Regions from separate parts of the Homo sapiens genome. Here region 1 is linked to region 2. The links are chromatin contacts, found by Hi-C or POLR2A ChIA-PET in ENCODE. All regions are on one chromosome and are shown on one strand. Each heading gives the region's core, a stretch centred on a gene start or an enhancer-like site at or near the end of the contact. The rest is flanking DNA. Distances are from core to core; before and after follow the strand shown.

Region 1 (4,716 bases), core at 1,093-3,592, 200 kb before region 2:
CGCGCCACTGCACTCCAGCCTGGATGACAGAGACCCTGTCTCAAAAAAAAAAAACAAACAAACAAAAAAAAAAAACAAAAAACTAAACATGAGGCTGGGCACAGTGGCTCGCGCCTGTAATACCAGCACTTTGGGAGGCTGAGGCGGGAGGATTGCTTGAGCATAGGAGTTTCAGACCAGCCTGGGCAATATAGCAAGTCCCCTATCTCTACAAAAAACATTTTTTTAAATAGCTGGGCATGGTGGCTCATGCCTGTAATCCCAGCACTTTGAGGGGCTGATGTGGGGGTTAAGGGGTTGGCTTGAGCCCAGGAGGTTGAGGCTGCAATGAGCCGTGATCACACCACTTTACTCCAGCCTGGCCAACAAAGCGCAAGACTCTATCTCAAAAACAAAAACAAAAACAAACAAACAAAAAACCTAAACATGAAAGGCTAAGGTGGGAAGATAACATAGGAAGATAACTTTATAACCCAGGAACAGGAAAGAGTTCTTAAACAGGACACAGAGTGCTGCCAATAAGGGAAAAGATTGCCAGACTGTATTTAAGAACACCTGTTTATCAAAATACGTTAATAAGGTGAAAAGGCAAAAGAGTGGAATATAACTGAGGATACACACACCATTGAATCTATTCAATACACAGGACTATCCAGAAGAAAAATGGACAATAAATCTGAACAATTCACAAAACAAATCCAACTGGCCAATAAATATGAAGTGATACTCAACACATTAGGATATAGGGAAATGCAAGTTTGAACCTCAATGAGATACCATTACTCACATATCAGAATTTCTAAAGTGTTTCAATTTTTGTAACTTCAAGTGTTGTTGAAGATGGGAAACTGCACTGTACAATGGTACTATAACTTTGGAAGAGTTCAGGCTTATCTCTGCCGAAGTTGAGGTTAGGCTTTCTCTATCACCCAGCACTTCCAACAGCAGGCTGTGCGCGTGGACAGGAGGATTCTGGCAAGGAATGTTCGCAGCAGCACTATTTGTAATAGCTAAAACCTGGAAACAACCTAAATGCCCATTAATAGTCAAATGGATTTTTTTTTAAACTGTGGCATATTCATACAGTGAAAAACTACAGCTGCATAAAACCACAGATTAACAACAGATTTGAACAAATGAAGACATACTACAGAGGGAAGAAAAAAAACAAGGACATGATCACCGTAAGGGTCAAGAAAGTGATCATCTTTAGAAGGGAGTTGGGACCCAGGAGGGACAGGTTGGCTTCTGGGCTGTAGGCAATGTTCTCTGAGTGACTGGTTGCACAGGTGTTCACGTTGTAAAAAGTCATGAAGCTGCACATTTATTTTGTTTACACATACAACATAACTTATGTTGTATGTTCTTATATGTTCGATTCACAACAAAAATGTTTTAAAATAATCTGAAATATTAGATCACTGCTTATTTTTAAATGTATGGCATATACCCCTTGAAAAGAGCGTTCTCATTGTGAGGACTTTAGAGAAATTCATTTTCTTGAGAAACAAAATTTGGTTAATGAGTGTTTCTCATTAATAATCTATACATCAGGATTAAGAGCTGATTTTATTAAGGTCTACCCTACCAAAAGCTTTCCCATAATAATCCAAAATAAGACGTTTTCCTATTTCTATATAAATTCCTTTGCATGAGACATTTGTTTATTAAAACACTTAAAATTGTATTTGGAATAAACCACCTAAAGTGGTTTGTTCTGAAAAAAAAAAAAAAAAAAAAAAGCCTTTTAAGAACTTGGGTCTTTTTGTTGTGGTCATTTAAAATCAGTATTTTAGACACTCCACTCGCTCTCAGTGTAGAGAGAATGTATTCGATTGCGTGTTGGAACTACGTGTAGACAAAACGATCGCGGTTAAAGCTTGCGGCTCAGAGCCCACCTGGCCGCGCTGCTGGGAAACGGACGGAGCGGCGCTTCAATCAGAGGTGAAGGTGCAGCAGCTGCTTAGCTGGCTTTGGTCCATCACTTCTGGGGACTTCAGATTCTCAAAATCTTAAATTCTAAACCCCACAGGAATGCAAATCTGCCCACCTTTTCCCACATAACTCTACCGTCGCTCAAACTCTTCCTGGTACCAGCGGGGAAGCGGAGGAGACCCAGGCAGGGGCCCGCGCTCGCTCGGCTGCAGCCCGACTCCCCTGCGCTCCCGGCCCAGGGCCGCGTCCCGACGGGGAAGTGCGCTGCGCCCGGGCGCCCCCGAGTGGAGGGGGGGGGAAGGAGGGAGCCGGCGGCGGGCGGGGCGGGGCGCGGTGACAGCCGAGCCGGGCCCGCCCCTGGCTCCCACCCCCGAGCCCACAGCTCCCGCCCGCCCGCGGCCGCCCGGGAGCTCGTCCAGCCCCGCGCTGCGCTCGCCCGCCCGCTGCCCGCCGGAGCACCGCGGCCTCCGCCCGCGTCCATCTGCCCGCCGCCCGCGCCTGTTCCGCAGCCCGCGTCCGCGCCGGCCCCACAGCTCTGCGTCCGGGTAAGCCCCCACCCCGCCTGGGGTCCCCCTCGCGCTCGCGGGGCTCCCTGCCCCCGCTCCGGGGCCTCAGCCATATCTGGGCAAAATATTCAGCTGTCGCCGCCGCCGCCAAGAGGGACTGAGCGTGGCTCCCTCTATAAATAGCTGCCGCCTCGGGTTGCCTCTGGGGCTAGGGAGCCCGGGTCTCGGGGTTCCGAGCCCAGCGCTCCCGTCCCCGCCTCCCCGCGCGCGCAGCCCTGGCCAGGGCGCCCTCCGCTCTGGACCTCCGCACCGCGTCTGTGAACGCGAGAAGGACCCGGGGTTCTGGAGGAGACGGCGCCCCGGGCTGGGGTCCTGGCGGAGGGGCGCCCCCGCCACCCGCAGGACTCCAGCGCGGCGGGGCTCTGAGCCCGCGGGGTGCTCAGCTGGGTACAGGTGCCAGCCGGAGCTGGGCTCGGGGGCGCGGCCTCTTCTCCGCCTGCAAGAGTCTGGGGGTGGGAGTGGGGGAGTAAAGGCTCGACTGGACGTGGATCCCAGGTTCGCGCTGAGAGTGTTTGGGGCAGGTGAAGTTTCCCAAACTGGGAGAGACAAGGTTTAAAGCACCACGACACGCGCTACGCGGCCAAGTGGAGCTGGAAAGAGCTTGGAGGCGGGAGCCCCAGGTTGTCGCCGGCTCTCGGCATGGCCTTGGCAATCCCCCTCTTGTTTCTGGATCTCAGTCTCCCATTTGTAGGGGCGAGGTTTGGTAGCCGCGATGGAGCTGGGAGCCCAAGCCCTGAGAGCTGCAGGGCGCGCTCTTGGCCGCCTGCGCTCCCCACACCTGTTCACCCTCTCCGGGCCTGGGACGCTGGGGTCCCAGCCGCGCACATGCGGAGACGCTGCAGAAATCGGAGACTGACTGCCCCAGACTCGATCGTATCCTGGGACTCACTAAGGCCGTCGGATATCCTAAGCCGTACAACCCTAGGAAGTGCACTTTTGGGGTGCCTATGGGCATCTCTCTGCTCCGTAGCCGGCAAAGCAGCCTGTGAGCCACGCAGCTTCAGATGCGATGAGCTGGGCAGGGGCAGTGGTTCCAGTACAGCCGCTCCCTGGCCACAGTTTCCCGGTCTATATCGGGCCTATGATGCGTCCTCCAACCTGCGCAGCGCCGCCCCCTCCTACACCCTTCACCCACCGCTACTATTACAGACCCTGTCTCCAGCCCTCGCCCTATGCCCTCAGACTCTCGGAGACGACCTGGCCCAAGCTCCTCCGTGTCTGAATCGCAGAACCAGACCCTGAACCCAGGTGCTGGGCCCTCAGCGTGAGAACCCCTAGGGCCCCCACCCCATCTTTCTTCCAGAGGTGACTGCCATTTTGTCCTCTGTGCAGGGCCGCAGAGCCCCCTGCTCAAGGTCACACAGGGCCGGTCACGCCAGAAGTTCTGCAGTCTCCCAGCCTTTCCCATCTCTTTCCGCACCCTTCCCACTGCTCAGGCAGGTCCGGGAGCTCTGGGAGCACCCGATCAATGCCCCCTCTTCTTGAATCTGCTGCTGTTCTGGACTTTACCTTGTCTGGACAATAGCGCCCTCATCCTGAAGTTTCCTTTTTGCTTCTACTTTACTTTCTGTTATGTGTTTTTTTCTAAAGCCATCTCAAAGACTTACAGAAAAAAGAATTAACGGGAAATGGAGTCAGATAATAAAGTTTCCATCAGTTAGAGCCACACAACCAACAGGCAGAGTGAAAACAAGAATACTGTCACTTTGGTGTATTATCTTTAATGAGCTAGTCTTACAAACCCGTGTTTTAGAGAGTCATTGACCCTTGAGTTTCTCCCAGCCTAAGATGAAAGCCAGTGTCCTCTAAAAATAGCCTCCGCCCCACCTTATCAGGGTCTCACACCTTCTCCCTCCTTCAGGGTAGGGCGTTTTCTTGCAGCTCAGCAAAAACAGAAAACACAAAGTAGGTGTGGCAGCTCTGAGCAATGGGAGGTGGACTGGCCTGGAGGTTAGGATATCTGGCTCCAGCCCCAACTCTGCCACCCACTCAGAGGAACCTTGAGCAATGAGGGGGCAGACAAGGTGGTCTCTAGTGGACCTGGAGTGGAGAGGGCTTAGAGTCTTCCTTGGAAGCCTTTCTAGCATGACCCATCCTGTAAGGAGGAGCTGGGGAAGGAGTGAGAGACAGTGGCTTTCCCAGGTGCCAAGGGAGGACAGAGGTGGGCAGTGTCACTTGCTGTGGAGAGACAGGAGTAGGGGGATGAGGACTGGGA
Region 2 (4,325 bases), core at 349-2,848:
AGTACCATGAAATAAAAGTGTCACAAAGATAAAAATCTCAGCACTTACCTAACTCTTGAAACATGGTGGGTTGTACACAATGCTACAATACAGTTCAGTTCTTGGGGAACTGCCTAAGAAATCTTAAAGAATGTTCATTCTACCTTGCTTTCCATGATCAAAAGTTTAATTTAATGTCAGTTTTTGCTATTTTGCACCTTCCGTTCCACAGCCATGTCGTAGACCTGGAAACCTTTATGGAATCATGACTATGAATTAATCAGTGCAAATGAACTTTCTGTCTGACTCTAGCGTGCCTCAAGTTTAGAAAGGAATAAAAGGTAACCACTATAAAGTAGAAAGGATGAGACCAGTACCATCAAAAGTAGCTGGAATTTGCAGTTTCGGTGTTAGTATGAACATCAAGACATGCTGCCAGCCTCAGACTCTTCTCACTCTCACTACATCTGGCTGATAAAAAAGAGTAATACAGCTCTAAACTGTGCTCGACAAAGGGCAGTATAGAGCTTTAGGAACACATGTACTTCATGTTATAGAGGCAGCCCTGAAGAACTGCCTGTCAACCAAACTATATTTTAAGTATCCTGTTAAAGATTATTAGTTGACCCCAGTGGCAAATTCTATAAGAGAATAATCTGCAATGAGAGATCAGTCCTTAATTTACTTCAATCAATAAACACGTTTTGAGCAACTAGTTTTTGCCAAGAAATCGCAGAGGTCACATGTCCAAGAAATAGACTCATGGAATCTATGGATTAGAATCTTAAAGGTTTACTATCCAGTCCCTTCTTCTGATTGCTGAGTAGGAGATTCTGATTGCTGAATCTCCTCTCCTCCACATAAGTAAGCGTTCTTCCAGTTCCTATTTGAGCGCTTCTAGTAACGGGAAGCTCATGAGAAGCAATCCATTGCACTTTTGGCAACTCTAATTGTTGAAAGCTCTCCCTAACAAACACCAAGATCTGCCTCTTCCATCAACTAGTTCTAGGTATAGAGGCCAGAATCAAGAACTAGTCTAACTCCTCTTTCCGGGACAGCTGAGGCCCTGACACCTGGCAGTGGCTGACACCTCCCGGCCGGGGCGGCTGCATCCCTAAACGAAAAATCGAAGCTGCCAGCAGCCGAGGTGCAGCGAAGAAGGCCCGGGGCTGGGGGTCAGGAGGCCCGCGTGCGACAGAGGAACGCTCTGTGGTCGTGGACAGGACGCTTTGACAAGGCGGCTGGCTGGGCGGATTCCCTCTCCGACTCGGGGAGAATCTGCACACATACGCCAGCGGAGTTGACGCGACCCCCGGGCCCCGGGACTCGGCTTGCACGAGCCAGTCTGGGGACCGGGGAGGCGGGGAGAGGGAAGGGGAAAGCGCGGACGCGGCCCAAACCTCCAGTAGCCGCAGCCGCCGTCGCCGAGTAGGGCCGGGCAGCCAGCCGGGCCTGGCGCAGCATCAGTGCCCGCTGCCGCTTCCGCTCGATACTCGCCCGCACCGAGGCAGGCAGCTCCGCGGGTTGCTCTAAAGCCGCCGCCTCCGGCAAAGCCCCGTCGGCCGCCGCCATCTCTGGCCCACTCCGAGGACCTAGCTCCCAGCTCCACGCACGCGCACTGCACGCCGAGGCGAGCCAGCCGCCCTGCACCGCCTCTGCGCTCCCCGCACCCAGCGGCCTTTCTGAGTGAGAGCGCCTGCGCAGTTAAGGGGCTCGGGGTGGCCTGCCCGGGCGCTGGGCGGAGTCTGGGTATGCGCGGACACGGAGTACCCGCCTAACTACCTGCTCTCTTGTCATCCGGGAGAAGGGTCCGTGCTGAGATCATATCTCACGACCTGGTCACCTTTAAAATAGGTCTCGCTTGGTGATTCAGAGTATAGGCTTTGGAGTCAGGCCTGGGTTAAGTCTGAGCTCTTGACAGTTAAAGTCTGTGTGACCTTGGGCAAGTTATTTAACCAGAGTTCAGTTTCTTCAGTGGTAAAATGAGGATAATTATGGAACCATTTACCGAGTCTTTGGGAGGATTAGATTGCCAGGACAATAACCTGGCACGTAGAAGACCTCAAAAAATGGTAACAGTGAGTAGTAGTAGTGCCAGTCATAGAGCCCAACAGATGATAGTCCTGATTTTATGTTGGATACACGGCCTAGAGACACAGCCTTAGATTTAAAATGAGAAGACCTGGGTTGAAACTCCCAGTTAACTTGCTGTGTGACCTCAGGCAAATGCAGGACTTGCTCCAAGGCTGATATGCATAAGGTTGGCTATCTTTCCCATGGAATATTCCTTCAGTGAGGATGAGCTACTGCCAGGTAGACAGTGGGTTTGGATCTGGGCCAAATATCCTGACTTCCCAAAAGTGTGGCTAGTGTAACAAAAGAAACATAGCAGGCTTTCCCAAAAATGTATGCTTTCCCTTTGTTACAAATAATGCTTAATTGAAACCAGAAAACATTAACTTCTAATTACTACATGTACCATTTAGGACTGGCTTTTAGAAAGACAACCTCACACACTGATGTTTCCCACTAATGTTCAATGGTTAACCTTTCAGAAACACAATTCAGTGTTCTAATTTATCGGTCATATATACATAAAGCTGCAAAACCTCGTATAAAGCAGTTACCTGCTGAAATCTTAGGTTGAATTGGAGATAGAATCTCAAGCCATCCCCATCTCCCTTCCCCTCAGATCCTTCTTTCTCCCTACCCATCAATCTTGCCCAGGTGAAACTATTTCAAATTCCATAACATCAAAAGCACAAGCAACAAAAGAAAAAAAGCTGGACTTCATTAAAATTAAAAACTAGGCTGGGCACAGTGGTTCACACCTGTAATCTCAACAGTTTGGGAGGCCAAGGCAGGAGGATGACTTGAGGTCATGAGTTCAAGACAAGCTGAGGCAACACAGTGAGACCCTGTCACTATTAAAAAATAATAATAATTGGCAAGGTGCAGTGGCTCATGTCTGTAATCCCAGCCCTTTGGGAGGCCAACACAGGAGGATTGCTTGAGACCAGGAGTTCAAGACCAACCTGGGCAATGTAACAAGAACCCATCTCAGGAGGTCAAGGCTGCAGTGAGCTGTGATGGCACCACTACACTCCAGCCTGGGCAACACAATAACATCTTGTCTCAAAAAAAAATTAAAGTCGTCGGCAAAGCCTGAGTCCTGTCCTCTCACTCTCCTCCCTGGACAGCATAAGCTTCACCACTCGCTCCACCTTCTCCACCAACTACCGGTCCCTGGGTTCTGTCCAGGCACCCAGCTACGGTGTCCGGCTGGTCAGCAGCATAGCCAGCGTCTGTACAGGCACGGGGGCTCTGGTTCCCGGATCTCCATGTCCCGCTCCACCAGCTACCTGAGCAGCATGGGTTCCGGGGGCCTGGCCGCGGGGATGGCCAGGGGTCTGGCAGGAATGAGAGGCATCCAGAACAAGAAGGAGACCGTGCAAAACCTGAACAACTGCCTGGCCTCCTACCTGGACAGAATGAGGAGCCTGGAGGCCAAGAACTGGAAGCTGGAGAGTAAAATCCAGGAGCACCTGTAGAAGAAGGGACCCCAGGTCAGAGATGAGCCATTACTTCAAGACCATTGAGGGCCTGAGGACTCAGATCTTCACAAATACTGTGGACAATGCCTGCATTGTTCTGCAGATTGACAATGCTGGTCTTGCTGCTGATGACTTTAGAGTCAAGTATGAGACAGAGCTGGCCATGCGCCAGTCTGTGGAGAGCCACATCCATGGGCTCCGGAGGTCACTGATGACACCAGTGTCACTCGGCTGCAGCTGGAGACAGAGATCGAAGCTCTCAAGGAGGAGCTGCTCTTCATGAAGAAGAACCACGAAGAGGAAGTAAAAGTGTTGTACCCGAGCGAGTTAAAAAAACGCCACACTTTGAGATGAATTAAGAGTCCTTTATTAGCCGGCGACCGAGAGACGGCTAACGCTCAAAATTCTCTCGGCCCCGAGGAAGGGGCTTGATTAACTTTTATACCTTGGTTTAGAAAGGGGGGGTCGTCTAGTTAAAACAATTTTACAGAAGTTAAGTAGTCAAAAAGTTAAAAGGATAAATGGTTACAGGAAAGTAAACAGTTCCAGATGCAGGGGCTTTAAGACTATTACAAGGTTATAGATGCAGGGCTTTGGGCGTTATCAAACAGATGAATTCTTGGGGACTGTGGATATAGCTTGCCACAGTATCTTATCAGTTAATTGCATTCTTGGATGTGCTGGGAGTCAGCTTGCACAAGTTAAGTCCTTGAGGAAGGGGCTGCCAGTGAAAGAGCCAAGATGGAGTTTGTCTGGTTCTCTTAGCTAAGGGAGAGTCTGTTCAGGTGGAAA

Evidence for each region. Hi-C counts contacts between places; a loop is a spot of excess contacts on that map. ChIA-PET counts read pairs that join two places held with the same protein, here RNA polymerase II (POLR2A). Pooled maps may share reads with other maps.
Region 1: a loop to region 2 is called in a pooled map, with 4 times the contacts of the local background. The contact joins the promoter of TMOD1 here to the promoter of XPA in region 2. A Hi-C loop is called at or near these places in 5 of 50 pooled maps. POLR2A ChIA-PET finds 5 or more read pairs at or near these places in 2 of 52 experiments (GM10248 and GM12878).

Annotation. Positions count from the first base shown.
Region 1 is chr9:97,499,324-97,504,039 of GRCh38, forward strand. It overlaps TMOD1 (tropomodulin 1), which reads left to right and starts at 2,343. Exons shown (of 10, transcript NM_003275.4): 1 at 2,343-2,480. RefSeq lists a silencer at 2,160-2,879, an enhancer at 4,266-4,410 and a cis regulatory region at 4,329-4,346.
Region 2 is chr9:97,695,742-97,700,066 of GRCh38, forward strand. It overlaps XPA (XPA, DNA damage recognition and repair factor), which reads right to left and starts at 1,599. Exons shown (of 6, transcript NM_000380.4): 1 at 1,380-1,599. The coding sequence starts at 1,551. PTCSC2 (papillary thyroid carcinoma susceptibility candidate 2) reads right to left here. Exons shown (of 11, transcript NR_147055.1): 11 at 3,884-4,325. It also overlaps the pseudogene KRT18P13. RefSeq lists enhancers at 991-1,050, 1,061-1,110 and a silencer at 1,661-1,760.